Regions from separate parts of the Mus musculus genome. Here regions 1, 2, 3, 4, 6 and 7 are each linked to region 5. A link is a loop called in an ENCODE intact Hi-C map of the cell type or tissue named here. Cell type or tissue: left cerebral cortex. All regions are shown on one strand. Region 1 holds the start of Itfg1 (integrin alpha FG-GAP repeat containing 1). Region 2 overlaps Gm33632 (a long non-coding RNA gene). Region 3 holds the start of Neto2 (neuropilin (NRP) and tolloid (TLL)-like 2). Region 4 overlaps Gm33632 (a long non-coding RNA gene). Region 5 has its middle 91 kb from the start of Abcc12. Region 6 overlaps Phkb (phosphorylase kinase beta). Region 7 overlaps Phkb (phosphorylase kinase beta).

Region 1 (4,000 bases), 630 kb after region 5:
GGCACAAGCTAACTTGAACTGAAATGGTACACACAGTTGGGTCCACCAAAGGGGACATAAAAGAAACAAAAAATACCATATAGTAACATTAACCTTGAAAACAACAAATATAAAATTGTCGGTTGACCCTTTTGGGGTCTATACACTTACCAGACCTTAACAAAGCAGGTGAAGAGAAGGCTGCATCAGGTGAGTTGGCCATTTCAAACTGTTGATTCTTATCATAAGCGTTGCACGCTAAACTACACCAATTTTAAAACTGTTTAGTGAAGGTTAGAAGCAATCAGCATTAGATTAATGTATGAGCAGTTATTAGCATGATGCAATGTGCAAAAGACAATTAAAGATCATTATATAATTTTAGTTTGTCTTTTATGACTCAAGAATTTGATTTCCTTTATTTGGTAAATTAAGTTTGCATACATGAAAAGACAGAAACATAATATCCACTTACTAAGACACATTCAATTAATAGTATCCTTTATTGTTCTTTAAGTTGTTAATGCTACTATGTAACAATGCTTATAACTCCAAAGAGGAGCCTGTCCCAGAAACAGGTCAATTCATGTTTCAAACAAGGCTGTTTACACAGTTAAAAGTTGTAAACAGAATCAAGTTAACACTTTATAATAAGCAGGAAGTAAATAATATGGCTCAAGGTTTAGTGTCTGTATTTTTCGGAATCAAAAATAGTAGAAACTGCAAACATAACTACTAAGATTTGCCTCAACTACTATCTTTTTTTTTTTCCACTTCTATCTGCACTTTACTCTTATGTAAACATACAGTAAATTTGGATAGTATCTACTATGGCTGAGACTAGGTTTAAGAAACTGCATTCAACAATAGTTAAGCAGAATTTACCCTATTAAGAAAAATACGGTTTTCAACACTTGCTGTTGTGACATATATTTGAGTAAAATAAAGACTTGAAGAGAAAATAGACCCTATAGGATTACTATGTTGCAAAACTGTGTTGCAAAAATACATGTTGGGGGTTGAGAGGACGGTTAAAGACCCTGGCAAAAGACTAGTTATTCTCTTTGCCCAGAACAACCTAATAGCACTTTTTCTATTCCCACAGCAACAGTGTTAATAACCAACTCAAAATTTCTATATGACACAATAAAAGAAAATATAAGCAACAAATATCCCTACAACTGTTTCAAATAATTCTACTGACTCTGAACTTGAGTCAACTGCTTTCTAAAAATTTCTCTTACTTTTCATGTGTTTGTTCCATTACAACCCTAAGTCCTAAGTAAATAAACACACAAAAATTTTAAGATTTCAAATGGAATGAAATTGGCAATACTTTAACAAATACAGTACTTTTCTACAATCTTTCGTCAATCTTTGACAAGGGAAAGGTTCTTGGTTGAACATTTCTTGTCCCCCACCTCTCGTGTTTAAGGACACATTTTTTCCCCCAAGATTGTATCCAATTTCAAAAGTGGCAGTTTCACTGCTGGCTCTCTGGAAAGTTATTAATCAGGAGTACTAACTTTTAAAACGCCAGTGTGACTTTGCAATTTGAACAAGTCAGTTCAGGACACTCGGACTGCTGGCTTTTTAATCTCCGTGGTTGGGAACCACAACTAGAAGCTACAGGTGGTGGGACCATTTGGCTAGGGAAGGGGCCAATTTCATTCTGAGTCATAACTGTACACTAACTTAACTTGTGGCACAAACCGTCTTCCTCAATTTCTGACACACAGAACTGGCTGCAGCTAAAAATTACTGAGGAATGTGAAGGGGGCATATGAGACAAAAGTAGTCGCCAGCTCTTTAGGACCTCACTAAAAATGGAGGTCTACTTTTTGCAGAGCAAGAGCGTTCAGGTTCCAAAGAACTTGTCACTAGCTGACTTACTCGGCAAAGTTTCTGGAGAAGTCAGCTTATCACTAACTTTGGAGAGGAAATAACTTGGGGGAGAAAGACAGACGTTATCTAAATGGGGGAAGTGCAGGGATTGGGGAATGGGGACCAAGATGGACAAGAGCAGGGCAGCAAGAGAAACCTATTGCTTTCTGGAGCCAACTTAAGGAAGCAAGTTGATCCCCAGGACAGATCCCACCTGCCTCCCTCCAGGGGACTTGCGGAGGAGCACCACCCCCTGTACCCAGGAGGGGGAAGGTTGTGGTCACAGGCAGTCAAACCTGAGCGCTTGGCCCGGGCTCTTCGTTCCAAGAGCTTCCAGCTTACTTCAGCCATGAGTCCCTCAGCCCCCGCCATCGCACAGTGCCCACCACCCCAGCTGCCAGTCAGCGAGGCCGGCCCGGCCCCGCCCCCTCGCGCGACACTGTCGGGAGGCACGACAGCCGGAAGTGAGTTCCCGGGCAGACGCCGCCCTAGCTCCTCGGCGTCTTGGTCGTCGGAGAAACAGCCCCAGGGCAGCGTGAGAGTGCAGCGAGGGGCTGCCCGTGAGGCCGCACCCCGAGTCTTTTCTCGGTCGGCCGGTCAGTCGCACGGTGCTTTGCGGCTGCCGTCAAGCGCGGCGGAGGCCGGCCGGGCCGAAGGCGCCATGGCGGCAGGCCGGCTTCCTAGCGCCAGGGCGGTGCTGGCCCCGCTGTTCTTGGGGCTCGCGCTGCTGAGCGTTGGGCCTGCCCCGGCGCGGGCTCTGCACAACGTCACGGCCGAGCTCTTTGGGGCTGAGGCCTGGGGCACCCTGGCGGCCTTCGGTGACCTCAACTCCGACAAACAGACGGACCTCTTCGTGCTGCGGGAAAGTCAGTGCTTGCCGGCCCTCCTCTGTCTGCCCCTCCCGGTGTACCCACGCCCCCTGATTCCTGTTACCCTACCTCTTGCATTTCCCAGTCTTCTGGCTCTCCCTTTATCTTCAGCACAGGGACAGCTTTCCCCTGTTTTTATCAACCCTCGGTCCTAACTCAGTAACCCCGCGGCTTGACCATCAGCCCAACCCTTAAGAACACACCAACCTCCCTTCATCTAGAAACCTCTAGCCTTCATATGGCGAATGATCACCTGCCTGCCAAAGGTCTTCCAGATTTCTAAGAACCTTGGTTTCTGGTCTAAGCATTTGCTTTCCCGTCTTTTTTCCAATCTTCCACCCCCTTTGATGAGAAAACATGCAAGCTGACAGTTTCTTGTGAGAGATGTTCTGCCTTCACCTCCTACTAATTCTGCCCTTCCTTGTGTTAAGATCTTTAAAGGCACTGTGCCTTCCTCAGGCACCAAATTCTCCACCACTCACACCAGCCTCTGTTGTTGTTAACTGCTGATAAACGCAGTGCCTCCTTGGTCATACATTCTCAAACTTCAGACTTCTCCAGCATAAGGTGCCTTAGCTTAGTGTACATCTGGCCCCTCCTCATCTTGAGTACTGCTATAGTCTTCATCCAACTTGCCATTGAAAGTTCATTAACCACATTAAGCCTTAAAAGAAAAAATGTCTGATGCTGACCAAGTGCATCGGTTGGTGGTTAAGGACCAAGGCCATGAATAAAGTTTAAAGCCCCTACAAAGCTGACTGGCAGGATCCTGACAAGGTCTTTTGAGTGCTCTTTCCAGGACCCCAGAACCTCTTATAAGACCTGGATGGTTTTTCCTCTATTTGAATGATTACCCACATTGCAAGAATACTCAAAGTCTGTAGCTAATCTATCCAAACTAGATACAGAGACATTGAAGATATCCTGTGCTTGATTAAGCGTTTCTGAAAGTCTGTCCCAATGAACATTAATTGACCCATCCATGTGGAAGCAAAGGGGGAAGTGTGGAGGGCTCTGCTTTTTCTGCTTATGTGTTGACTTATATCCTTGTAACTTGTGAGTAGATGTTTTAGTAGGAATTCCTGGATCCTTGGTATGATGATAACAGCCTATGAGGGAGACCTGATTGGATGTGGAAAACACAAGACTTAACAGTAGCACAGTATAAATAAGGGTGTGTGTGGGGGGGGGGGGGTGTTTTCTGTATTGCTGCAGATCAAACTTGGGTCTCATACTCAGTATACAACAGTATAGTTTAAGGTGTGCTC
Region 2 (4,000 bases), 280 kb after region 5:
CTGCAACCCTATAGGTGGAACAACAATATGAACTAACCAGTACTCCCTGGAGCTCGTGTCTCTAGCTGCATATTTATCAGAAGATGGCCTAGCCGGCCATCACTGGAAAGAGAGGCCCATTGGTCATGCACACTTTATATGCCTCAGTACAGGGGAATGGCAGGGCCAAGAAGTGGGAGTGGGTGGGTAGGGGAGTGGGGGCGAGGGCATGGGGGACTTTTGGGATAGCATTGGAAATGTAAATGAGGAAAATACCTAATAAATTTTTTTTAAGTGTGGAGGGAAGTTATCGTATGACCCAGAATCTTACTATTGGGCCTGTTTTAAAAGAACTGAGACATTCTGCTGTGGTTGGTTCCCTGAATGATGGAATTAGGAAGAGGAGTCTTGAGAAAGTGACTATGTAAGATTCAGATCACAGTCTTTTGTTCTCCTTTGTGGCAGTCTTGTATAGCCCAGGCTGGACTCATTATGCTGTTAAGGATAGCCTTGAACTCCTGATTTTCCTGCTTCCATGTCCCAAGTGCTGGGATTTTAGGGGTGCATACCACCCATTTATGGACAGTGTAGTGACTTTTAAAGGTGATGCCACAATGCTAGCAGCCCTTTTCTTCACTTGAGGACACAGTGAAGAGTTTCCATCTTTGAGCTGGGAAACATATACTCTATAGACACTGAACCTTCCAGCACTTGGACCAACTTTCCAGCCTCCAGAACTGGAAGAAAACACATTTTCATTGTTTAAGCTAACACTGCTGTGTAATGGTAGCTAAGCCAACTAAAACAATGATAAGATACTGTTGGATTAGATGCCTGCTCAGTGCACCATCCAAAAGAGAGATGCAACCCTAGTGACTGATGGGGAAAGTGGGGAAAAGGGCACAGGTCTTCCTGTCTTCCATCTGCCCCTTCTCTTCTTTTTCCTGTCTCCACACCTCTGGTATCTCTAGCTTCAGGAATGGTTCTCTAACCTTGTCTAAAGGAAAGGAGAATCGGAACTACAATGGGGCCAATCAAACAGAATGGGATGTATCTGAAAGTCAACCCAAAGTCCCAGAGGTCTTCTCCCTCCTACATCCTGGGTGACCTTTTCCTATAAGTTAATCTTGGGGATTTTTCAAGACACAGTTACTGAGTTAAACATTTTCCATTGCAAATTTCCGTACTGTCTTAGTTACTCCATATGCCTGAAATTACTTTATTTTTAGTTAACACATTTAAAAAAAAAACGAATTAAATGCAAATCCTTGCAGAAGTTGTCGGACTCCTGTGATGCTTAACGACATGAAAATTTCACTGTATTATTTATATCCAGATATGCTGCAGCTGAATTTCATATGGAAATGTTCAGAATTTTAAGTTCCTTCACTGAAAAAAAATCTCTTTTCAATGAAAGCCTTCTCCCATTTCTTATTTAAAAGCATTAATGTTAACACCTAAACAAAATGTGGTCCTCTTACACACTGGAGACCCCAGTCCAAGTTAATAGCTCATGTGATTCCCAGAAGAGCAGAACCCTCAACACACCTGAACATGTTTAACTTGCATGTGAGTAACACAAGTGGAATAAAAACCCTAACAAAACCCTAGGGTGAGCACTCTCCTTGGCCTCATGGGATGAGAAAGACTTGACTTCTTCTAATAGGGTTCTCCATCTCTGAATCTGTGCCTCTAAAATCAATTATTAAACTTTTGAACCTTTAATGAGACCTGAAAAGAAGACCGACAGCTTCGAGCGTCAAAATCTCCAGGCCACTGGGAGGCTGAGTCAGAAGAAGCACCCGGAAGAGAAAAATGAGACTGTATGGAAGCAGGAGCAATAGCAGCAAACCCAGCAAACACCAGGAGGAATGGGGCAGGAGAATAGAAGGTAGAAGTGGCCAGAGAATCTCTTCCTTGTGCAAATCACTGTCTCCATTATTCTTCGCTTAACTTGTTAACAGTCCAGTTGCCTACTGGACAAAGTGATCTTGCTTTCTGGGAGTCTGGGGAGGGAGAAGCAGAGAAAGAATCAGGGCACACCTGTGAAGAAAGGCCTTTGTAGCAATGCTTCCGACCAGAAGAAAGACCCAAGTCTTGCTGTGCCTTTTGCTCTACGCACATGGCTTGGAACAGTGTAGGCTGGTACTGTCTGGTGTTACTTGGTTCACTTGAGTTCCAAGATCCTAATAATTTGTATTGGGGTCCTTAGAAGGGTCCTGGGAGCTCCCATCTTTCCCCAACTCAGTGATGGTGTCCCACAAGCTCTAGGTGTCCTATCTCTGTAGGAGACCTCCTCAAAGCATGCCAGGAGTAAGAAGAGTAATTGGATCCCTGGACTGAGTTCACTGGGTCTCTGGCAGTGCCTCATTGTGCTGTTAGAGATTACTGCCTACAGGAGGTGAGTTGTGGGAGCAAGAAGCCGTATGAATGAGCACAAAAGCCCCCAGGAATTGCAGGTTAGGGGACTCTGTCTATAGAAAGTAAAGAGACTAGAGAAACAGATACCACATGCAGAAGGAGAGCCCTAGGGAAGTGTGCCCTGCATGTTGTAGGTTTCATGTGTGCAGTTGGATGGACCAGAGGCATGACAGGACTAAGTAGTTTGTCCAGGCGGACAGCTAGGAAACAATCTGTCCCACAGAGGGTTGTCCCTTGCAGATCGCAGAGTACTTGAGAAGAACTAGGTAGTGTTGGTCAAGATGTAGTCTGGTTGATCACTAGCTCAGTTTTGCTTCTGCAAGGAGGCCTGAGAAATCATTAGTGCTTGTGGAGATAATCTGTTCTTTCTTATGGGTGTGGGGGAGGGTTGGGGGGGGGGTGAAGGGTCAGCTATTTGCAAAGCTTTGCTCATCCTATAACCCAAGGTGACTTCAGGTTTGGGACAATGACTGAAGGCTTTCAGAGGCTTCTGTGGCCTGGAGTAGGATGCTGTAGCACTGACAAAAAGATCCCAGTTTCTCTTCTCATTATTCCTTCAGCATTGCAAGGGGGTGAAGTAGGTAGGCATCCCTGGGTTTTAAGCAGACATTCCTCAGCCCTAGGCAGTCAAGCAGAAGTCTGACCTAAAGCCAGTGTCCTGGTGTGAGCTCGACATGAGCTACAGTCACCTGGTAAGAAGGAAGCTCAATTGAGGAAATGCCCCCACTAGATTGCCTTGAGGGCAAGCCTGTGGGTCATTTTCTTGATTAATGATTGATGTGAGAAGCCTGGGTCAATGTGTGGGAGTGCTGCCCTGCACTGGCGGTCCTGCATGCTGTAAGAAAGCAGGCTGAACAAGCAGTGAGGAGCAAGTCAGTGAGCAGTGCTCCTCCATGGCCTGTGCATCTGTTCCTGCCTTGGGTTCTTGCCCTGACTGCTCTTCCTGGTGAATTCCAAGTTGCGTTTTGTCATGGTATCTTATCAGGTCAATAGAAACCCCAACTAAGACTGCCAGGGACACAGATACAAAAAGCAGTTGTCTGGCTTTCATCTTGATTTTAGCTACCTTGTGGTCCCAGAAAATGGATCAAGCTTCTTAGCAAAAGGCACCTCAAGGCTGGCACCCATGGATTGGCAGGATCAACATTGTAAAAATGGCTATCTTGCCAAAAGCAATCTACAGATTCAATGCAATCCCCATCAAAATTCCAACTCAATTCTTCAACGAATTGGAAGGAGCAATTTGCAAATTCGTCTGGAATAACAAAAAACCTAGGATAGCAAAAAGTCTTCTCAAGGATAAAAGAACTTCTGGTGGAATCACCATGCCAGACCTAAAGCTTTACTACAGAGCAATTGTGATAAAAACTGCATGGTACTGGTATAGAGACAGACAAGTAGACCAGTGGAATAGAATTGAAGACCCAGAAATGAACCCACACACCTATGGTCACTTGATCTTCGACAAGGGAGCTAAAACCATCCAGTGGAAGAAAGACAGCATTTTCAACAATTGGTGCTGGCACAACTGGTTGTTAACGTGTAGAAGAATGCGAATTGATCCATACTTATCTCCTTGTACTAAGGTCAAATCTAAGTG
Region 3 (4,000 bases), 780 kb after region 5:
TGGCGTGGAGCTTTCAGCCCACTGTGGCGAGGACTGGGAGTGAGGATTCCTCAAGCAGCGCTGTGCCTGGCAACTGTTGGAGAAGGTTCAGTAGGTGCAACAACCCTTACTGCTGGCCGGGGGAACTCACCCGGGCACCTCCAGGGCCCCCGCGGGGGTCTCCCTTCCACCGAGATCAGCAAGGCTGAGCAGACGTTTTCAAGCACCTGAGCTTGAGGTCCTCCGAGAGGGGATGGAAAAATCGGACCTGGGGAGCTCAAGGCTTCGAGAAGACACCGGCAGGGAGGGGTGGGCCGCGCGCGAGGCCCGGGAAGCGAGTGGCGGGCGGGGCACGCGGGAGGGCGGGGCTGCGCGTGCGCAGTGGCCCCGCGGCCGGCACGCGGCGCTGCGCTCGCTGCTTAAATGAGCCGGGGCTCCCGGCGCGCGCCACTTCAAGGGAGCCCGCCGCGGGAGCGTCCGCCGCTGGCTTTCCTCAGCCCGCCGAGAGGCGGCGGCCGTCGGGGACCCGGCACGGCGGGCCGAGGCGCTGCGCCCGCTGCTAGGAAGCGGCGGCGGCCGGCGATGGGGACGGAGCGAAGCTACCCCGCCGGGCCGTGACCACCGCGCCGCCGCCTCGGGCGCTCTCGGAGCGCCGACGCTGAGGAACATGGCCCTGGAGCAGCTCTGCGCGGTCCTCAAAGGTAAGCGCGGGTGCGGGCAGCGCCCCCTTGCGGGCCAGGCCGCGCTCCGCTCCGCTCCGCCGCCGCCTTCGCGCCCTTTGTCTGGGCCAGGCCGCCCGCCGCCGCTGCGAGCTCGCTCCGGGGGACGCCGGCGACTCCGCGCCTTGCAAAGTGTGCGAAGCGAAGGCCGGTGGCCCCAGGTTGCCACCGCAGAAAGTGGTAGCACACAAACCACGAAAGCCCCAACTCCGACGCGCCGCAGCGGTTTCGGAGAAGCCCCCAATGTCCGCGCCTCCCGCGGGTCCCACCTGCTGCGGCCGGGAGGCTGCGGCACCACTGCGGGCTCGGGGCTGCGCGGCGGCCCTGCATGCCCCCCGCGCCCCGCGCCCCGCGCTGCCTTCCCGGGATCGCCGAGTCCCGCTGCCTCATGAGTCCTGTGCGGAGGATGCACGGGTCGGCAGCGGCCGGCGAGCTGACAGCATCGAGCTCCTAAAGCCACTGAGAGGCTGCCTCTCCGCGGAGGTGCTGTTTCAGATAAATATTTCTAGATGGTTTACATTGAGAGGCAAAGTTTATTCCAGAACTCGTCCTGGATTGATCCTTTCATAAATCTCAAGAAAAAGCACCGCCTTTCAGCAAATGACTTCCTTTTCCCCAAATGATTTAATTGCAAATGAATAATATCTGAATGGGTTTTTTTTTTTAAATCCTCTTATATTAAGAGAGAAAGTATGACAGTGTTAAAATACTGGCGCTTACATTTTTAGCACTGAATCCTGATATTTGCACAATTACACATTTTGGTGTTTTCCTGGTACGTGTTAACACCTTATTTTCAAATTTGTTTTGTTAGAAAGTTCAGTGGAACTTTTTGTTGTTCTTGAACTAACAACGTTTTAGACAAACTTCATAATTGGACAAATATTCATAAATTACTAATTGACGTTACAGCCATTTAATTTAAATATTTACCTACCTAACTATATGCATATCAATACTTTTATGTTCAGACTGTGCCAAGATAACCACTAACCTTCTAGCCAGTGAATATTTATTTCAGTTAATCCATAAATTCTTAATAATTTTATTATATAAAAACAAATAAAAAATTCTGTAGCTGCTTTAACTCCTGATTATGTAGTTATTTCCTTGGAAATTAACATTTTGTTTCACTCTTTAATAATAAATGAACCACATGCACAAATGGATTTCTGCTGCTTTAGAGGAATTCTCTTCATTCTAATTGTGAACCCACCATAGTAGGGTTGCCAGCATCATAATGACACGACTATATGAGAGTAGCCTCCCGCAACACTCAGTTGGATCTGTTACACAGCTTTACCTGCAGAACTCAAGGAAACTGAATTGGATAGGGCAATCTCCAGAGGTACTCAAGGAATTGCAGCTCCGCTGCCTGTGCCTTTTCAGTGGGTACACACTGCCCTCTCTGGCCAGTGTGGATTATTGCGCCTATCCAGAAACTCCGTGCTGATGACTGAGCTCCAGTGAAAACAGTGTAGTATCTGGCTTTTATTTTATTTTTTCAAATATTATTCAACCTGAACTATTTTTACATGCTGAAGTATTTTTACAGCTCGAGAAAAATTGTGATGTGGGCTTGCTAAGAAGAGAGCAATCTATTTTTAATTCTATACTGTGCTTTGTAAGCATTAGAATTTGGTCAAGAAAGACTAAAAGAAAAACATTTTGAACCTGAGAAGGCGATCTGGAGGCTGAAAGAAAAAGGGATAGCCTGGATTTTACTGCACATATTAAATCATTTGCTTTTCAAATCAAATGCATATTTTCCTACACAAAATATTATTAAAATGTACCTTAAGACAACTACTCCTTTTCAGTGCTACTATTCATTTGTGTTCCAAGGCATGAAAAAGCATCCCTCAAGTGTATTATAAGTGAATTTTTCCACATCAAGAGGTTCTTCTCTTAAGTAGCCATTTAACACTTGTATAATTATAGATGCTACTTACTTAAATCCTTGTTTTGAAATATAATGGACACTTTCCAGTTAAATACCAGAAATGACTATGAGGTTTTGAGTGGAAAGTACTTTTTAAATTATGGAATTATGAACCAATTGCTTCTTTCTCAAATATTGTACATTTGCTCCAGAAAAATCCTATTAGACCCATTGATATTCAAAGCTATATAATCTGAGGTTAAGTTTATGACATAATGGAGCTTAACTATGCCTTAGCCATCTGTATTTAAAAATCTTGTCTCAACTGAGTATTAACTTCTGTTCTTTAGTCTTAAACCTATCCAGGAAAGATATAGGGGGAAGCTGTCTCTTTAACAGTAAAGCTTCTTTTTAACTCAGCCCTCGTAATACTTCACCACCACACACACACAAACACAGAGGGGAGGAGAAGGAGGAGATGGAAAAATTGTGTAATTATCAACTGAAAATTCATATTGAACAATGAATGGTTTTATTACAATGAATCTTGAACTAAAAGCCAATCTAAATTTTTAAACCAGTGTTCCATAAAGGAAAAGAATGTGTACATTACAAAGCCAGTTTAAATCAAAGCCACTTTCAGTCCTTTGGGAATAAGATAAGAAAATAATAGACTATAAATTTCATGCCTGTTTTTCAAGCAATATTTCAAATTTTAGAGGCTGTACATGATCAACATAATATATCATCCTTTTATTTATTCTTTTTTAAAATAATTATTGATGTTTTAAGTGTGTTTCTGGAGTACTTTAAGGTTGAATTAGAAAAGAGGCTCTTAGGTGGTGGCTCAACCTTAATAACAGACATCCTTCAGAGGCAAGAACAATTAAGAGGAGGGCTGCTATCATTGTGGTAGGAAGCCACCCACTTTTCAACATGTTCAGAATATTTCCTATGACAGAGTACCAATCACTAACTGAAAATTTAATTTTGTTCTGCTTAAACTAGGTTGAGTAGTATATTAGAAATTACAACACTAGATGATAGCAATTATTCTTTCAAATGTTGTTTGATCATATGAAAGTTTGATGACAGTTTCTATAGATGTGGAGAGTTGACTCCTTTGATCAAGATGAAGCATACAAACTGCCCTTGAAGCACTAACAGCCTAGTGTCCCATTGTGCAAGAAAGAGAAAGCACTTCTGCTGTAGTCACTTTCTTATTAATGTGCCTGGCAGGATGATCACCGTGTATAGGCTGCAGTGATCTAATGTTTACCAACTATCTTCATTCTCCATTAATAATATATGAGATTTAAGATTGGGAATGTTTTTGTGCTTTGGAATATAGTCAGTTAAAAAAAAAGATTCTGTCATCTTGTGTTAGATTTAACAAACCTTACATTTACTGCTTAGTACT
Region 4 (4,000 bases), 310 kb after region 5:
ATACATTGTTGATCCACATTTCCAAACCCTTAGGTGAATCTTGACTCTTCTGTCTCTCTGGTGCAACACTGAATCCACAGGCAGATTACCGTGGCTGTGCCTTTATAACCAAAACTCATCTGGTCCACTGGCTTGTCTCCTCCGGGCTGCTACCCAGGGCTTGAGAATTGGCCCCCTGAATCTTCTGCAGTTCATCCTTATCATTCCACTGTGGAGACAATGGCTACAGTGGCCTGTGCTGTGTCTTTTGTTCAATAACCAATCTCTAGTTATCTGATAGCAACTGGATTTCTTATAATTCAATTCAATTTAACACTAACTCTCAAAATTATCATGTATCCCCGACATGTTAAAGATTTAGTCCCATGATATTGCCTCCACTTCAGAAACTAGCCACAGCTGGCTGGGATCTCCAAGATACCAGGATACCAGGACTTCTGTGCAGACTGTATTTGAACATTACACCAATTCATTCTCTCCCCTCCCTATGTCAGATAATTTGCTAGTGTGATTTGAAGATCTCTGGAGTGTGCCACATTTGCCATTCCAGCTTTCTAATGAACAGGGACATCCTCAGAAACCATCAAGCTGAGGAGATGCAGAGAGAGGGGGCAAGGAATGAGGCAGAATATTACACCCTCTTCAGAGACCCTACTTTGATGTACAGATGTGTTCACTGACTCGAAAGCTCTCCCAGCCTCTGTATTTCAAGCTTTAGTGGAAATTTCATTATACAAGCACAACTGATTAAATAATCTCCATTGGTGAATGAACCACATTCCACCCTTGAGAGGTGGAGCAAGGCTAAAAGATACAACTTCAGACCTGTGCTTGACTTTGCTGGTGATCAGCAGCTGCTCTGAAATGCTATAGCATTTCCTCAATCCTCCATCATCTAATTAGCATACAAACACTCCTGCCACGGAGCCAAGGGCATTCATTCTTTTTTGAATATACAGTTCAGAATATTAACCTTATTCACCTGATCATAAAACCAGTCTCCAGAAGTTTTTCATCACTCAAAACTGAAATCCTATCCATTAAGAAACTCCTCATTTTGCCACCTACTCCCCACCACACACAAATGAATCCCTAGTACCTGCTATGAATTTGACTATGTTTAAGTGTTACATGTATGTAGAATGATGCAGCATTTGCTTTTTGGGCAATTGGCTTATTTCACTTATCATAATGTCTTCATTAGCTAATATTACTCCTCCTTAAAGCAGGAGTATGCATGCTGTGTGTGTCTGTGTGTGCGTGTGTGTCTTTGTGTGTGTGTATATACAATCATATGTGTCTATTCATTCGCCATCTGTTGAATTTTGGTTGTTTCCACTTCTCAGTTATGGGTAATGTTGCTAAGAACACAGGTGTATAAATACCTTGGAGACTCCAATTTAAATTCTCTTGAGTGGGGCTGAGATGACAGAGTTGGTAAGTGCTTACCTTGCACTGAATTTGGATCCCCAGCAAGCCATGTAAGAAGTCAGGCACAGCAGTGCACTGGAAGACAGAGGTAGACAAATCCCTGAAGCTGATTAACCACTTAGTCTAGTGACATCAATGAGTTCCCTGTTCAGTGAGAAACTGAAAAATAAGGACAGTGATCAAGAAAGACACTAGTTATTGACCTCCAGCCTCAGTATGCACGGGCACACTCCCACTCTACCCCTCATACATAGATACATAGATAGATAGATAGATAGATAGATAGATAGATAGATAGATAGATAGATTCTCTTGACTGAACCTCAGGATTAGAGTTACTGGATCTTATGATAATTCTTATCTTAATGTTTTGGAAAACTATGTATTATTTTCCATAGTGAAATCACCATTATACAATCCTACCAATAGGGGACAATGTTTCAACTTTTCTACATCTTCACCAAAACTTGTTTCCTGTGTCATATTTGTTAGTTTTTTTATGTTAGCTTCCTTAGTTATGCTTTTACTGCTGTGAACAAACACCATGACCAAGGCAAATGTCATAAAGGACAACATTTAATTGGGCTGGCTTACAGGTTCAGAGGTTCAGTCCATTATCTAGGTGGGAGTAGGGCAGCATCTATGCAGGCATGATGCAGGCAGAGCTGAGAGTTCTACATCTTCATTTGAAAGCTGCTAGTGAAAGACTGACTTCCAGGCAGCTAGGATGAGGGTTTTATAGCCCACATCCACAGTGACACACCTACTCCAACAGGGCCACACCTTCTAATTATGCCACTCCCTTAGCAGAGCATATACAAACCATCCTAATAACTGTGATATGACATTAGGCATTTTAATGTTTGTTACATTTACATACCATCTTTGGAGGAATTTAGGTCTTTGCCTACTTTTAATGTCTGTGTACTTAATGTGTGGCTCAAGACAAGTCCTTGGCCAGTATGGCCCAGTGAAGCCCAAAGTTAATATATCCCTAACCTAAAGCAGCCATTAGGAAGATGTAATGTGGAAGACACTTAAGATGTAGATAGACATTTTAAGGATCTGTAAAGTGGAAACTTTCAGTTTGTTTGAAAAGTCAGTTATTGTCAAATGATGTTTTGCTGGGACACACAAGTGAAAGTATGTTTTGCTAGACACATGAAAGGATGTTTTGTTGAAGCAGACACAGGTGAAAGGATGTTTCGCTAGAGCAGACATGCAAAAGGACATGTGATATTTAGAAAGAATATAAATATGACCCCACAGACAGTGGGAGCTGGAGCATTGGTTCTCTCTGATCCACCTCACTATTCTTCGCTGACAGCATACATATATTGGTTCCTCTTACATTGCATTGTTGAGCTTTGCTTATGGTGAGGTCATAGAGAGAAACTTAGCAAAGAACTTCTCATGAGGTTCCTGCAGCTTCTTGTAGTTTCCAAGTGGACTTGGCTGGTTGGTAACTTTGAAGTTTTTTCTGGATTGAACTGCCCTTGCTGATTCCTGCATGGTGCCTCCTGAGTGGACTGAGCTGCTGCTGCTGCTGATTTGTGTTGGTGTTTTGCTAGAGGACTGGACTGCAGATATCCTGACAATGAAGAGTACACTCATCCCCAAAGAACTATTTCTAAATATGTCTACTTCTCCTGTGTCCTAATAACTTTTCTTTCCCAATACCTCTGGTAGGTGGTGGGCTAGAAGGGAGGTTGAACTCTTATTAAAGTAGGTTGAGAATAATTTATGCCCACAGATATGTAATTTTGGAAATGTTCAGGCAATGCACAGAAAGTTAAGCACAACAGCTGAAGAAAACAATAAATACAGAGATTTAACTTGGATCCTGTCCACTATCACGTGGGTTCTGTTTTCTCTTGAGACTTTGTAGAAGTCATGTTTGGACTGAAAAAGAAATAATTAACAAGGGACTATGTTTACTTTATTAAGAAAATTAATTAACAGGTCAATAGAAAACAGAGTTTGGGACCTTCCACATCTCAACTGCCCACATAGTCTGAACCACAAGGCTAGGTGCAGCTGGTGTGTGATTATTTTATTGATCATCAACAAGACTTAGCTGTCATCTACAGAACATTAAGCACCTGTTGTCTGCAATGCTGGGTTAACGCTATTCACTGTTGCTATTTTCACACACCAGCTCACTATGAACACACATAATGACTATGGTGCCGATTTGACTCCTTGCGCCTGGAAGGTAACTGGAGGTTGTGCACTGCTGTGAGACTGAAGCCACACATGAGTAGAAACAACAAAAGCATACACATGCTTGTGTGACACTGTGGCAAGATGTTGTCATCTACAAAGTTCACAATCACAAACCACATAAGCTACAAACAATAAACACACAAAAATTCATGTTTTAGATAAGTTTACAATTAAACTTATTAGTTCTGGGGCCAGAACTAATTCATAGCTATCTTCAGCCACAGGTTGGACCAGCCTGCTCCAAGTCTTGCATCTCACACATGTACACATACATGTGCATACACACACACAAGCAAAGACATATGCACAGATACATGTGCACACCCACATGGGCATACACACA
Region 5 (4,000 bases):
AATAAAGATCTGACAGCCAATAGCTGTGGCAAGAATTAGGGAGACTTTCTGATGGAGGCACTGTGGCAGGGCCACTGTGAAAGGAGGGAGCCACAGACTGCCAAATAAGGCCAGGGGGCCAAGTTCATTACCCAAACCCTAAATCACAAAATTAGTCATGAAATAATCTTTGCTTTGTCTTTCTCTTTCCCCCTCTTTGTTAACAGCTCTTTACCTCACCAAGTTGCTTATGGCTGTGATCTTTATTACAGCAGTATGGATCTAACCCAGACACTGAGTAAATGCTATCAGCTGCCTCAGGACTCTGCAGATTCATACCCATGCCCAGGCCTTCAACCTTGAGTTTACACCTTCAAGAACTGTAGGAAAGAAATGCATTTCCTTTATAAAATTTTCTACTCTTAGGTATTTTGCTATAACAATGGGTTAGTGAGGGTGTTACCAGAATGGCCTCAGCTCACACAGGTGTCCACAAGTTCATTTCCTGCCCAGCCCAGGGAAGATTGGTATTTCTGACTGCTCCCTAGGTGTCAGAGGAGAGCTAGGGGGTGGGGGTGGGGGGGACAGAAGGATTTGTCAAAGTGGACTCTGTTCTCATTTGCTCTTTGTTACTGTGATAAAACATTGGCCAAAATAGCTTGGGAAGGAAAGGGTTTATTTATTTCAACTTGCACTTCATTTTAAAAGTCTATTACTGAGGAAAGTCAGGACATGAGCTCATGGCAGGAGCTTGTAGGCAGTAACTAAGCAGAAAGCATAGAGGGATGCTGCTTAGTGGCTTGTTCCCAGGCTTACTTTCAGCTTTCTTTCATAGCTGCCTAGGGATGGTACCACCCATAGTGGGCCCTCCTACATCATCAATCAAGACAGTGTTCCACAGACAAGCCCATAGGCAAGCGTTCAGTTAAGATTCCCTCTCCCCTGTGGCTCCAGGTTTGTGTCAAGCTGACGGCTAAAGCTATGACAGGCTCCCTGTGAGATTCAGGCTCAGCATCCATCCAATGCTGAGATGAATATCCTGAAGCTCTGCTAGAATGTTTCCAATGTGCTTTTGTGGTTGTGATTTCTCTGGGAAAAGTTCCTTCAGCTGTCATCCAGTCGATGAGTCTGAGGTTTTTAAGTCATTCCCTGGGAAGAGAAAATTTCTCTGTTTGGTCAAGGATGCTGTCACATTTGTCTTACTTTGGCAGCTGTCAGATATTTGTGAGGGCATGTGGAAAATCAGAGGCATAAGCCCTTGGGTGAAGCCTGGTGGTCCACCTCCTCTCTGACAGCTCATTCTTCTGGATACGACTCTACTCAGGGCCTGGCTGCCGTTTCTTGCATCTGAACCAATGGCTGGGAGGCTCAGATTCTCTCTCTTACTAACCCCTTACTCAACGTCCCCACCACAGGGAACCCTAGGCCTCTCCGTTTTCACAATGTTGGTATGAACATAGCAATAACAGTATGTTTGCTAACCTCAGACCCTGCAAAGTCTTCCTCCTGGGGTCCTTTGCTGTCTTGTGTGCTCCAGCTTGCTGCCACTAGAGGCTGCTGTGGTCAGGGGTATAGAGTCCAAGGCAGAGCTGCTTACAAAGAGAGGAAGAGAGAAAGACAAAGCAAAGATTATTTCATGACTAATTGTGTGATTTAGGATCTAGGTAATGTACTTGGCTCCACACCTCATTTGGCAGACCGTGGCTTCCTTCCTCCGCAGTGGCCCTGCCACCGAGGCTCCATCAGAATGTCTCCCCAGTCTGACCTATTGGCCTTGTGTTGGTAGGTACAGGCGGCTGTGTGTAGCTGATGCAAGCTGTTCTCTGTGCTTCATCTCTAAACCACGACTCAGGGGGATTCTTCCTTTGAGGGGACTTTTCCAAGGATGCCGATGGGAAACTGATTCTGAGTGATGACTTTTGCGTAACAAGCATGGGAGAGAGCAAAGGAGAGTTGGGGGCTAGGCGTGGTCAGTATGTTTCTGATTCTGTAGTTCTCCATCAGGCTAAGATTAAGATAAAGGACTTGTGTAACCTATCTGAGCATTCATTTAGTACCTATTGTATGCAGGAAGTGTTGTTCCAGTTCAGTACTACTCTGGAAGCTCTCTTTGGAAAAGCAGGATGGAGATTTGGATGGGGAACTAGGGAAGAGTTGAGGGGTTTTGAAAGCATGGTTAAGAATAGCTAGGAAAGCAAGAAAACTTGTAAATTGGAGCTATTTAATATATCAGGAAATAGAACCTGGATGGGGCAACAGTGGATTCAACATGCAAGGCTTTCTTTATTCCCTGTGATTTAAAGACATGGCAGTGGAAAATGGGTCCCTGCTGAAGTCTGATTTCCCCATGTTGCTGAGCGGCCACAGTATTCTTATTGTCATTCACATCTTGGGCAGTATTTACTTAGAATGATCAATTCATCACGAAGGACATACACCAGTGCTTATCAAATGAGATCTTTGCATTCTGAAAAGACCTAAAAACAAAAAATCCAAACCAAACCAAACCAAACCAAACCAAACCAAACCAAACCAAACCAAAATCACTCTTTCTGGTTGAAAATGGATTCCAAAGGAGCAGCATTAATTACAGGGTCCCTGGGCCAATGACTTCAGTATATACTTTGGGCGCACCTACAATTTAGCCCTTTACGGTCCTTCGGTGGGTCTGTGATTTTTGTGAGGCAAAATCCAGGCAGGACTTTTGCCCACACTGTCTTTGGTTCTCCCCTAGGAGCAGAAAACTCTACAGGAGAAGATAAATAACTTGGAACTATAGTTCCTAGATCCTTGTGCAAACAGGAAGCCTTTGGCGTTTGTCTTGTGGTCTCCCTGCCGTGGTGTCTTGCCCCATGCCATGGGCCTCCCCATGCCCCATGCCCCATCTCCCATCCTCCATCTTCCCCAACCCCGCCCCCGTTTTCAAGACAGAGTGTTGAGGGATGAGTAGTCTAGAGAAGGCTTCCACTAATGCCCAAGCATATGGAAGCCTCTCATGGTCTACCCTCTGAGCATCAGGACCAACATGCAAGGGGCTGGACCTCTATTTGACATTTATGAGATGCTTGGCTAATACAGTAACCCCTCCCTCTGAACCAACAGATATCTTCCCTATCCAGAGCTGTTGACCCAGTGGTCTCTGGGAAGGAGGGTGTGATGGTTTGTATATCCTTGGACCAGGGAGTGGCATCATTTGAAGGTGTGGCCTTGTTGGAATAGGTGTGACCTGGTTGGAATGGGTGTGTCACTGTGGGTGTGGGTATAAGATCCTCACCCTAGTTGCCTGGAAGTCAGTCTTCCACTAGCATCCTTTGGATGAAGACATAGAACTCTCAGCTCCTCCTGCACCATGCCTGCCATGCTCTCACCTTGATGATAATGGATGGAACTTCTGACTGAACCTGTAAGCCAGCCCCAATTAAATGTTGTTTTTATAAGACTTGCCTTGGTCATGGTGTCTGTTCACAGCAGTAAAACCCTATCTAAGACAGAGGGGATGCATCCTATTTTGGGTCTGTGGCCCAGGGTAGGAAAGGATAGTGTGGCCAGCTTCTAACAGGTCTGGTAGAAATGAGATATTCTAAAGAGACACTTATGTCTTCAATGTGACTGTCTGACTATTGAAACAATGGACACTTCCCCGAAAATGGGCATTCCCCAGGAATCTCACACCAGGAGAAGGAAAAGGTGCCAGCTAGAGGGAGGATTCGTGTCCCAGAAAGTGAGTCCTCGAAGTTCTAACACCCTGCCAGACCACATCATAAAATGAGACTGAAGCCCAGACAAGGATGGGTCAGTGGTGGACGGGACCACATCTTGACAGAACTGTTTATATGTGCCGATCCTTGGCCCTCTGTTTAAACTTTAACCTCAGCATCCCAGCAGACAGACTTGAGGGGTTTACTGGATCTCTTTGATCCCTTGCCCAGTGTGTCCACATTGAATAAATCTTTGTCTGCTTTTCATTATTAATTTGGCTCTTTTAATTGGCTTATGGAGGATAAGTGGCCAGACCTGGCTT
Region 6 (4,000 bases), 450 kb after region 5:
AAAGGGAAAGAGAGAGAGAACAGAGGAGAGAGACACGAGGGAAGGAGGGAAGGAAAGAGGAAAGATAGGGACTGAGGAAAGGAAAGGAAAGGAAAGGGAGAGAAGGGGGGAGACAGGAGAGAGAACAGAGGAGAAAGGGAGGGAGAGGGAGATGGAGATGGAGAGGGAGAGGGAGAGGGAGAGGGGAGAGGGGAGAGGGAGAGAATGAGAATATGAACTGTAGATGGCCCTGTGAGCAGGAGTGGCAGATTGACCGGGTGGGTAGGAAGCAGCTCTGGGAAGAGATGGCCTGAAGGGTGAGGAATGGAGGAGCAGGGCAGGCATGTCGATTCTGCCTCTTCCTGAACATTAATGAGTTTCTTAGGAGTGGTAAGGGAGCAATCAGGTGGAGTGGAAGCTTAATGTGTTCTCTGCTATGGACCTAGCTTTTCTCTGCCCATCACAAAGCTGTCTGAATGCCCCAGAAGGTGCATTTTCTACACTAGAATCTGCACTGAACTCAAGCAAACTTGGGGACTGAAGTTATAGTCCCAGGGTATAGGACAAAAGTGAGATGGCCCACTAAGTACTCTGCAGCTCTCAGACTGTACACGCTATTGTTTTTGCAGGAGGAAAGAGACTTTTGAAGAAATTCCCAAACCACTCACTGGTAATCTCTTTGTGGGCAGTCTATGACACCGACCTATACCAGATGTAAGTGTCCTAACTAGAAATTGTTGTGTCTGTGAGTGTGAAAAGCAGATACTTACCTGTTTGCCCTGCACTAAAACATTAGTAATGGATGGGGCCAGGCTGTCCACTACTTTATTTAAAAGACTTGCTGCACGGCGTACAACCGACCTGAGGGCAAAGAAGAAAGCAGGCCAGATCTTCACAAACAGAAAGACGGTGAATAAATGGTGCCCTTGATGGGGAACCGTACAATGTATGCAGTCAGGTCCTCCCATGATAGAGAGAAGCAGTGAACTGCCATTAGACCTGACCCTTGAAAGAAGACCATCTATAATTAGGGAAAGTCATGTCTCACACTCACCTCAGCCACCAAACTGTGGCAAAGGGCATCAGTGATGCCAAGATCAATTTCAAAAAAATAAGGGAAAGAAAAAGCAGAGTCTCTAGCTACTCTTTTAATTGGGATGGGAGAGGAAGGAATTAAGAGGGTACTCTGCTTCATATTAAAAAACACATAAAAAGGATCATGTGCCTGTGACTGATGACTGATTCCCATATCAATTTATACTATGCTTCTCTGTACAATATTATTTTTTAACTACATGTGTGAGTGACTGTGTATAGGTGAATGTGTGTGTGTGTGTGTGTGTGTGTGTGTGTGTGTATAAGCATGTGAGTGCAGGTGCCTGTGCAGACTGGAGCCAGAGTTATCAGCAGTTCTTAGCTGCTAGATGTGAGGAACCAAACCTCGGTCCTCTGGAAGAGCAGTGTGTGCTCTTAACTGGGCCATCTCTCTGAAGCCTTGAGTTATGTTTCTTTTGGTCCTGAATAATTGGATGCCTGGATTAGGGAACTCTACTGAGTTTCAGAAATGAATTACCCTCACTTTCTTTCTTGATAAAGACAGAATGTTGGGGGAAGGAATTCACACTTCTATTTTTACATTTCTGAAAAAGTCTTAGAATGTAGAAAGAACAGATTTATACCCCCCAAATTACACCACATGCAATATATAAGACATTTCCCCTCAAAAGTAAAAATTTATGTGAACATTTAGAGAGAATAAAATCAAAATGTAGGTTTGAAAGTACCATTTTTTAAAATTTCAGCATAACCACAGAAATTGGCCTATAACAAGCATTTATATTTCTTAATTACAACATGAAAGGACTAGTAGACAATCAAGCCAGTAGCTGACCGAGTTAGTGAAACAAATACTTCCCAGTTCTAGAGAGACACTTTTATCTGAACACCAAAAGATGCATATAACCCTTGGAACACAGATAAACCCACACATATCAAGCAACTGGAGTTTCCCAAACTCTGTGCATGTTACCTGTTTCCCATGTACCAGAAAGGTGGTAATGTGCGGGGCTATAGAGGAGGAAAATTTCTGGGTAAATGCAGCCCCGTACCGCACAGCCAGCCTGGGGGCAGTGGAAAGCCATAAAAGGGAGAATAGAATAAATTAAGCTTCCAGGGTTCTATTTGTTTAAATATAACAGTCAGCATTTCTAAATGTTTGCAACTTAGTGCTTTATCAAAGTCATAAGTATTATGCAGAAGCAAGAATTGGTTTTGCTTAGCCTAAACAATACTATAGGTACAGCAAAACACACTGCCTATAAGAACATCTACTGATTACTGTACTGAGAACTTACAGTGGAAATTTGAGATATGTGAACTGGATGGTCATTGTTTCTCTGGGCAGCGAGAGTATATTTGTCATAAAGTAGAGATGAAGCACTATTTAGAAAATTTGTCCAGTCCCTTATTTCAGAGAATAGAAACATGAGGTTTACGGAGATTGGGCCTCATAAGAAACTACTTGAGACGTAATTCCGTCAAAATGCAGAGCTGTATATTTGGGCATACTCTCCTCACTGTGACTGTAAATAGCTTTACTCATGGCTCCTTCAACTTAAGTGATGAGATAATTGCCTTTCATTATTTCTGCTTACAATCAAATGGTCTTTTAGGGCCTTCAAAAGGTTTTCTAAACAAGATGAAGTGATGGGTGATGCAGAAAAGCTGAATCATGATGCTGTCACCCCAGTGGGGGCTTTCTAGGCTCAATCCTGGGGGAGGCTTTTGTTTCTAGTTATTTTTCTTTAGTCTCCTGTGACATACGAATACTCTTCAAAAGTATGAAGTCAGGGTGCCATAACTTTAGAGTTTCAATGTCAAAATGATGATGAGTAACATCTGTAAGAATCAAATGTTGTCTTTAAGCTACTGAATACAACAGTACGACAACTATAACGTGACAAGGAAACTAATACAAACCAAAGCTTTTTGCTGCCAGCTCTTCTATACACTCTCTCAATGTGATCAGACACAGTTCCTAGACAGAGAATAAGAAAAGTCTTCACTGAAGAAAGTTTTTAATTAAATGTACAACATTTATTTCCTCTTCAAAAACAAGAGAAAACATCCTTGTATTGAACCGACCAGTTTAAATCTGCAACCCAAATGAGATTGTGTGTTCCCAGCACCTTTGCTACATGGTACAGTTTTCAAAATTCTAATTTTTTTAATATATGTGCTGCTGAAGCGAGCACCAAAATTCTATTTTTTAACTGATATGTAACTTTTTGTAAGTTTTTAAGCAAATAAAAGTATTATTTTACCTTTCAACATGAAACAGAACACATTAAAATTAGTCAACTGAGTAAAAGCCTACTTTTTAAATGGAAGTCCCTACGTCTCTGGTAAGTGTGTGAGGCTATGATCATTCTAATACTCTGGTTAGCACAGCCCTAGCATTCACACTTTGGCCATGTCTCACACGTGCTCTGCACTCTTGCTGGTTTTGTCAGTAAGAAACAGTGTGATATAATTGAGTGCCAAAAGTTAGCAAGGATAAGGAAAAAGATCTTTACATTTTTCTCCTCACTTATTTTTACAGTCTTAATTTAGATTAAATGATACCCTGGTCCCATAGATGCCTGCAAAAGCTGGGCCTGTTGGTACATGCTGTATTCCAGGCTACGGAGCAGGCTGAGGTGGGAGTGCTGCAAATGCAGAGCTTGCCTGGGCCAGAGAGGGTCAGAGGAGAGTGAGGGCAACTTAGTAAGAACACTTCAAAATAAAGAGCAATAGCGCGGGTGGAGATGCAGCTCGGTGCAGAGCATTTCTGCTTTGAGTCAGCACTGTTGGAATGCCAGTGGTTAGTGCATCTCCACTTTAACCAAATCAGCATGTACTGCTAGACAGGGGTTTGAGATAATCCAAAAAGTCCGATGACTGGAAATATATGTTTCAACATATCCTATATTCTTCTGTACTATAAAATGCCAGAAAAAGGTCATGATGTAGAACTTAAGGA
Region 7 (4,000 bases), 430 kb after region 5:
AGCTACAAATTGGTTACTACACCATTAGATGGCTTTCCCATATCAGAACCGGTACAACCAATCTCAGTTATTTTATATTGTTCTCACATTAATAAAATGTAAGCATTAAAAAGCCATGGAAATCCTATAGCTTGATTATATCTATAGCTCCTTCCCAGAGTGGGCTCAACAAACTGGGAAGAAATGAATAAGCTAATGTTCAGAAAAGTATTACTTTCATTGTCAACCAGATATTGAATCTTACTTATTAGAGTTATGGCCAGAGCCACAATAATAAACCCAAATTCTAGATTAGATATTACCCTAATATACCATCCACAATTGCCAAAGGTACAGAACTTGCTTTATTTTTAAAAATCACACAGTGACACAATATAATTTTGCAAAAGCTGAAAATTGTATATGTTTGTTTGTCTGTCTGTCTGTCTGTCTGTCTCTGTGTCTGTTTCCACTTGGTACTTAAAAAGACAGACTGAAAAGCACAATCATCATATGTGGAGCGTGTCAGGACCAAGCGACACTGTCCTAAGCAGGAGCATGCTATGCAGAGTAAACAGGTAAAGACACTTCTCTTTGCGGTAGAGAACCAGTGCAATCTGATACACTTAGTAATTAAGAAGAATCTTTTCTGGATGGAGTTCTGCCAGCAGACTCAATGGTGAAGACACACCACTGCCTTCAGCGTTTGCTAAAAGGCCAAGGATATACCTTGCTGTTGTTGTTGTTTTGGTAAACAAATTCCCTCTGCATTAATTTTTATCCATATCCTTTAAATGTGACAACAACACAAATACATTTCAGAGCTCTAAGAGGTTATGGCTAGCATTATCAAGGGAGCATTTGCTTAGAACATAAAAATAATATAAAAATATAATAGAGCTGGGAAATTATTTTAGATTATTATTATTATTATTATTATTATTATCATCATTATTATTAATCTGTATGGGTGACTTGCCTGTATGTATGCCTGTGTACTATGTGCATGCCTGGTGCTTGTGGAAGCCAGAAGAGGGCACTGGATCCCCTGAAACTGGAGTTACAGGTGGCTGAGCTACCACACAGTGCTGGGAATTGAAGTCATCACTGACTCATTTTTCCAAGTATACTTAAAACGCTGTCATTTTATTTTGAAAAACTTTACACTTAGAGAAACCAAAATATAATGCAAATTTCTTATGCCCTCTTCAATCATGTCCTCTCCCACTTTTACCATCCTATATAACCACAGCTTAACTATTGACACCAACAAATCAAAATAACATTAATTTCTTTTACTCTCCAATTCAGGATGGCATGTGTTATTTAGTTTCTATGTCCTGGAGGCTCCATGAATCTGTGGTATGTATTTCTTCACATTTCTTCTTCTTCCTTCCTTCCTTCCTTCCTTCCTTCCTTCCTTCCTTCCTTCCTTCCTTCCTTGCTTCCTCCTCCTCCTCTTCCTTCTTTTCTTCTGCTTTTCCTCCTTCTTCCTATTTATTAAGTTTTCATATCTTAGTAATATCTACTGTTTCATAGGATTTTTCTTGGTTTGGGTTTATGGTAGTTTCTTGTTTTAAAAAAATGCACTTTTGCCAAGAAAATTCAGAAGTGATATGCTGTCAGTGTCTATGGTACATGAAATTAAAGTCTTATTACTATTGATGCTAAACTTCATCATTTGGGTGATGGGAGTCTGAAAGGTTTTTCCTCAGCTGTTAGTAATTATGCTGAGCAGAAACACCCAGCTCCTGTGCCAGCTTTGCCCCCACGCTGCTTCTAACAGCGGTTCTTGCTGGCAGCCTCTGCTGCATTTGCTGTGGTCACTTTCTGCTCCCACCATCCGATCTGTACTGACTAGACTCTGCCTTAAGCACGACCCCCTTCTCTCCCAGTCACTGATCGCTATCAGCATGGACTCTATAATCTATTACTAGTATTTGTGTATTTCTTCTACATGAATGAGCAGGCACACACTTGGAAAAGAAAAAAACCAAAACCAAAACCAAAACCTCATCTCAATTGGAGTCCCAGGGGCCTGTTCCAATTTCTCCAGTGTCCACACCTCTGTCACATTTTGAGACTTTTGTGGGTTTTTTTTTTTTTTTTGTATTTCTGGCACAAAGATGCTCCTGGTTTTCCTTTGCATTTTTTTCCTTTCCTTTTCCTTTCCTTTTCCTTTCCTTTCCCTCTCCTTTCCCTCTTCTTTTCCTCTCCTCTCCTCTCCTCTCCCCTCCCCTCCCCTCCCCCCTCCCCTCCTCTCCTCTCCTCTCCCCTCTCTCCCCCCTCTCCCCCCTCCCCCTTTCCCCCCTCCCCTCCCCTCTCCTCTCCTTTTTCCTTTCCTTTTCCTTTTCCTTTCTTTTTCTTTCCTGCCTTCCTCTAGAGCTGATTCTTTTGTTACAGTGTTTAGAATGCAACTATTTTGGGTTTGCTCATTCTTATGGCAGTTTCACTGCTCCTGGGACATCTCAGGAGACAGATGTAGGAAACACAGATGCATATGCACAGGCACAGATCCATGTTCATTTCTCTATCTATCAACGGAAAACCATGACTTCATATTGGCTTAGCCTTTTCAATCAGCTCCCTTCTTTTCCTTAACAATGAGAAATCTGCTTTTTAGTCATAATACATTTATTCAATCTTACCGGAGACATGAAGTTCAGCTTAGATTGCTATTGAATATACACTGGTGAGAAACATGCTTTCACTAGAGATGGCATTTATGTGTGGTTGGTGTCTCTAATGGGCATGCCTTCAACAGGGGCTTTGCCTTTCCCACCCTCCCCAGTGTAGTGGTACTCATTTGTGTGAGCTGGCTTCAGCTGTTGGTTTCCACTCCACTCTGGACTCTTCCACATACAGACATGTTTTATTACATTACTTAATACTGCATGTATTCAACACTCCCACTATTTATGAGTTGGGAGCATGTGACACCCACTACTTAGGAGGAGGCGTTCCATACACTGCAGCCAGCTTGGGGAAGGCTTGCTCTGTGCCCAACTCTGTTATGCTGTATCTATCATTCACCATTTCCCATTTGTTTTTATCCTCTCTGAACAGCATACATCATACTCGTTTCTGATTTATCCCTCCTGGATTTTTTTCTACACAAGTGAATAAATACATTTAAAAAATAAGAATTCCATATAATAGACATTGTTTTGCACATTACTGTTTCATTTAATGATATAGCTTAGAAAGAATTCCCTTCTTCAAAGGTACACAGTACTCTGTTATGTGGGCACATCACATTTAGGTTATAGAAATACCATAAATGTTCGATTACAAGCAGTAATTTAGTCAGTGGTCTTATGCACGCACATTTTCATGTTGTTGGAAACATATTTTTAAAGTAGATTACTAAAAGGACCTGGCCAAAAGGAAAGAGTTCTGAGATATCAAATCCCACCAGGAAGGGCTGTACCCCTCAGTTATATATGCAATCCTTTCTTCCCACAGCCTTGGCAAATGATCCAGGTCTTGAGGCTGGAAGATACAAGTTTCTGACCTGGATCTTGGCATGGAGATCTTGAGGCACAGTGGCCATGAAAAGTTTAGATTCAGGCAAGGTAGTACATGCCTTTAATCCCAGGAGACTGAAGTAAGGAGATCTCTAAATTCAAGGTCAGCCTGGGACAAAGCAAGTCTCAGATCCAGGTGTGGTGGTATATACCTTTAATCTGGGCCACACCTTCTACTGGAGGCCTACATAAGGACATGAGAAGAAGGAAGATTCAGTCTTCTTCGTGTGCTTGCACTTACTTGCCAGGACATTTGTTAGAACCTACTTCTATAGAAGACCAGCTCAAACAACTAGCCTCATGGAACTGAGCAACTTCCCATCCACAGCTGCCCACTGTTGGGTTAGCTGGACTACAGACTCTAAGTCATCACAATAAATTCCCTCAATATAGAGAGACAGTCCATAAGTTCTGTGACTCTAGAGAACCCTGACTAATGAAATGCCCATGCATAGCTCTAATTGTATATTAATTTGAACATCTTTAGAAATATC

What was found. Hi-C counts contacts between places; a loop is a spot of excess contacts. Peaks named below come from ENCODE experiments on the same cell type or tissue, not always from the same donor. Only the 100,000 strongest peaks of a DNase experiment are listed, where the experiment ranks them.
Region 1: it touches region 5 in a loop (3-fold over the local background); 2 of 42 quality-filtered maps call a loop at or near these places.
Region 2: a loop joins it to region 5, with 2.0 times the contacts of the local background. A loop is called at or near these places in 4 of 42 quality-filtered maps.
Region 3: it touches region 5 in a loop (7-fold over the local background); 11 of 42 quality-filtered maps call a loop at or near these places.
Region 4: a loop joins it to region 5, with 2.4 times the contacts of the local background. A loop is called at or near these places in 3 of 42 quality-filtered maps.
Region 6: it touches region 5 in a loop (2.1-fold over the local background); 2 of 42 quality-filtered maps call a loop at or near these places.
Region 7: it touches region 5 in a loop (2.0-fold over the local background); 2 of 42 quality-filtered maps call a loop at or near these places.

What each region holds. Positions count from the first base shown.
Region 1 is chr8:85,839,263-85,843,262 of GRCm38, reverse strand. Itfg1 (integrin alpha FG-GAP repeat containing 1) reads left to right here and starts at 2,314. Exons shown (of 18, transcript NM_028007.3): 1 at 2,314-2,729. The coding sequence starts at 2,525. It overlaps Phkb (phosphorylase kinase beta), which reads right to left and starts at 2,275. Exons shown (of 32, transcript NM_199446.2): 1 at 2,160-2,275; 2 at 151-259. The coding sequence starts at 202. In left cerebral cortex, a CTCF peak has its summit at 2,132; DNase peaks (open chromatin) are centred at 1,668, 2,360 and 3,101; H3K4me3 peaks cover 2,218 bases; H3K27ac peaks cover 1,636 bases.
Region 2 is chr8:86,189,726-86,193,725 of GRCm38, reverse strand. All of the region lies in intron 2 of Gm33632 (a long non-coding RNA gene), which reads right to left. Among named protein-coding and RNA genes, the nearest start is that of Gm33577, 19 kb to the left of the region's middle. In left cerebral cortex, no CTCF peak of the experiment used is centred here; DNase peaks (open chromatin) are centred at 765, 1,244 and 1,559; H3K27ac peaks cover 1,638 bases.
Region 3 is chr8:85,697,321-85,701,320 of GRCm38, reverse strand. It overlaps Neto2 (neuropilin (NRP) and tolloid (TLL)-like 2), which reads left to right and starts at 397. Exons shown (of 9, transcript NM_001357288.1): 1 at 397-680. The coding sequence starts at 647. It overlaps Mir8109 (microRNA 8109), which reads right to left and starts at 416; the gene lies at 300-416. In left cerebral cortex, CTCF peaks have their summits at 680 (motif pointing left) and 2,107; DNase peaks (open chromatin) are centred at 284, 643, 1,063, 2,073 and 1 more place; H3K4me3 peaks cover 3,144 bases; H3K27ac peaks cover 1,016 bases.
Region 4 is chr8:86,165,900-86,169,899 of GRCm38, reverse strand. It overlaps Gm33632 (a long non-coding RNA gene), which reads right to left. Exons shown (of 4, transcript XR_879042.2): 2 at 1,450-1,590. Among named protein-coding and RNA genes, the nearest start is that of Gm33632, 9.7 kb to the right of the region's middle. In left cerebral cortex, a CTCF peak has its summit at 1,886; no DNase peak of the experiment used is centred here.
Region 5 is chr8:86,473,557-86,477,556 of GRCm38, reverse strand. No RefSeq gene overlaps it. Among named protein-coding and RNA genes, the nearest start is that of Abcc12, 91 kb to the left of the region's middle. In left cerebral cortex, a CTCF peak has its summit at 1,518; a DNase peak (open chromatin) is centred at 1,533; H3K27ac peaks cover 1,024 bases.
Region 6 is chr8:86,023,297-86,027,296 of GRCm38, reverse strand. Phkb (phosphorylase kinase beta) reads right to left here. Exons shown (of 32, transcript NM_199446.2): 25 at 2,959-3,016; 26 at 750-840. Among named protein-coding and RNA genes, the nearest start is that of Gm33632, 130 kb to the left of the region's middle. In left cerebral cortex, no CTCF peak of the experiment used is centred here; a DNase peak (open chromatin) is centred at 1,522; H3K27ac peaks cover 683 bases.
Region 7 is chr8:86,045,513-86,049,512 of GRCm38, reverse strand. All of the region lies in intron 28 of Phkb (phosphorylase kinase beta), which reads right to left. Among named protein-coding and RNA genes, the nearest start is that of Gm33632, 110 kb to the left of the region's middle. In left cerebral cortex, no CTCF peak of the experiment used is centred here; a DNase peak (open chromatin) is centred at 1,799.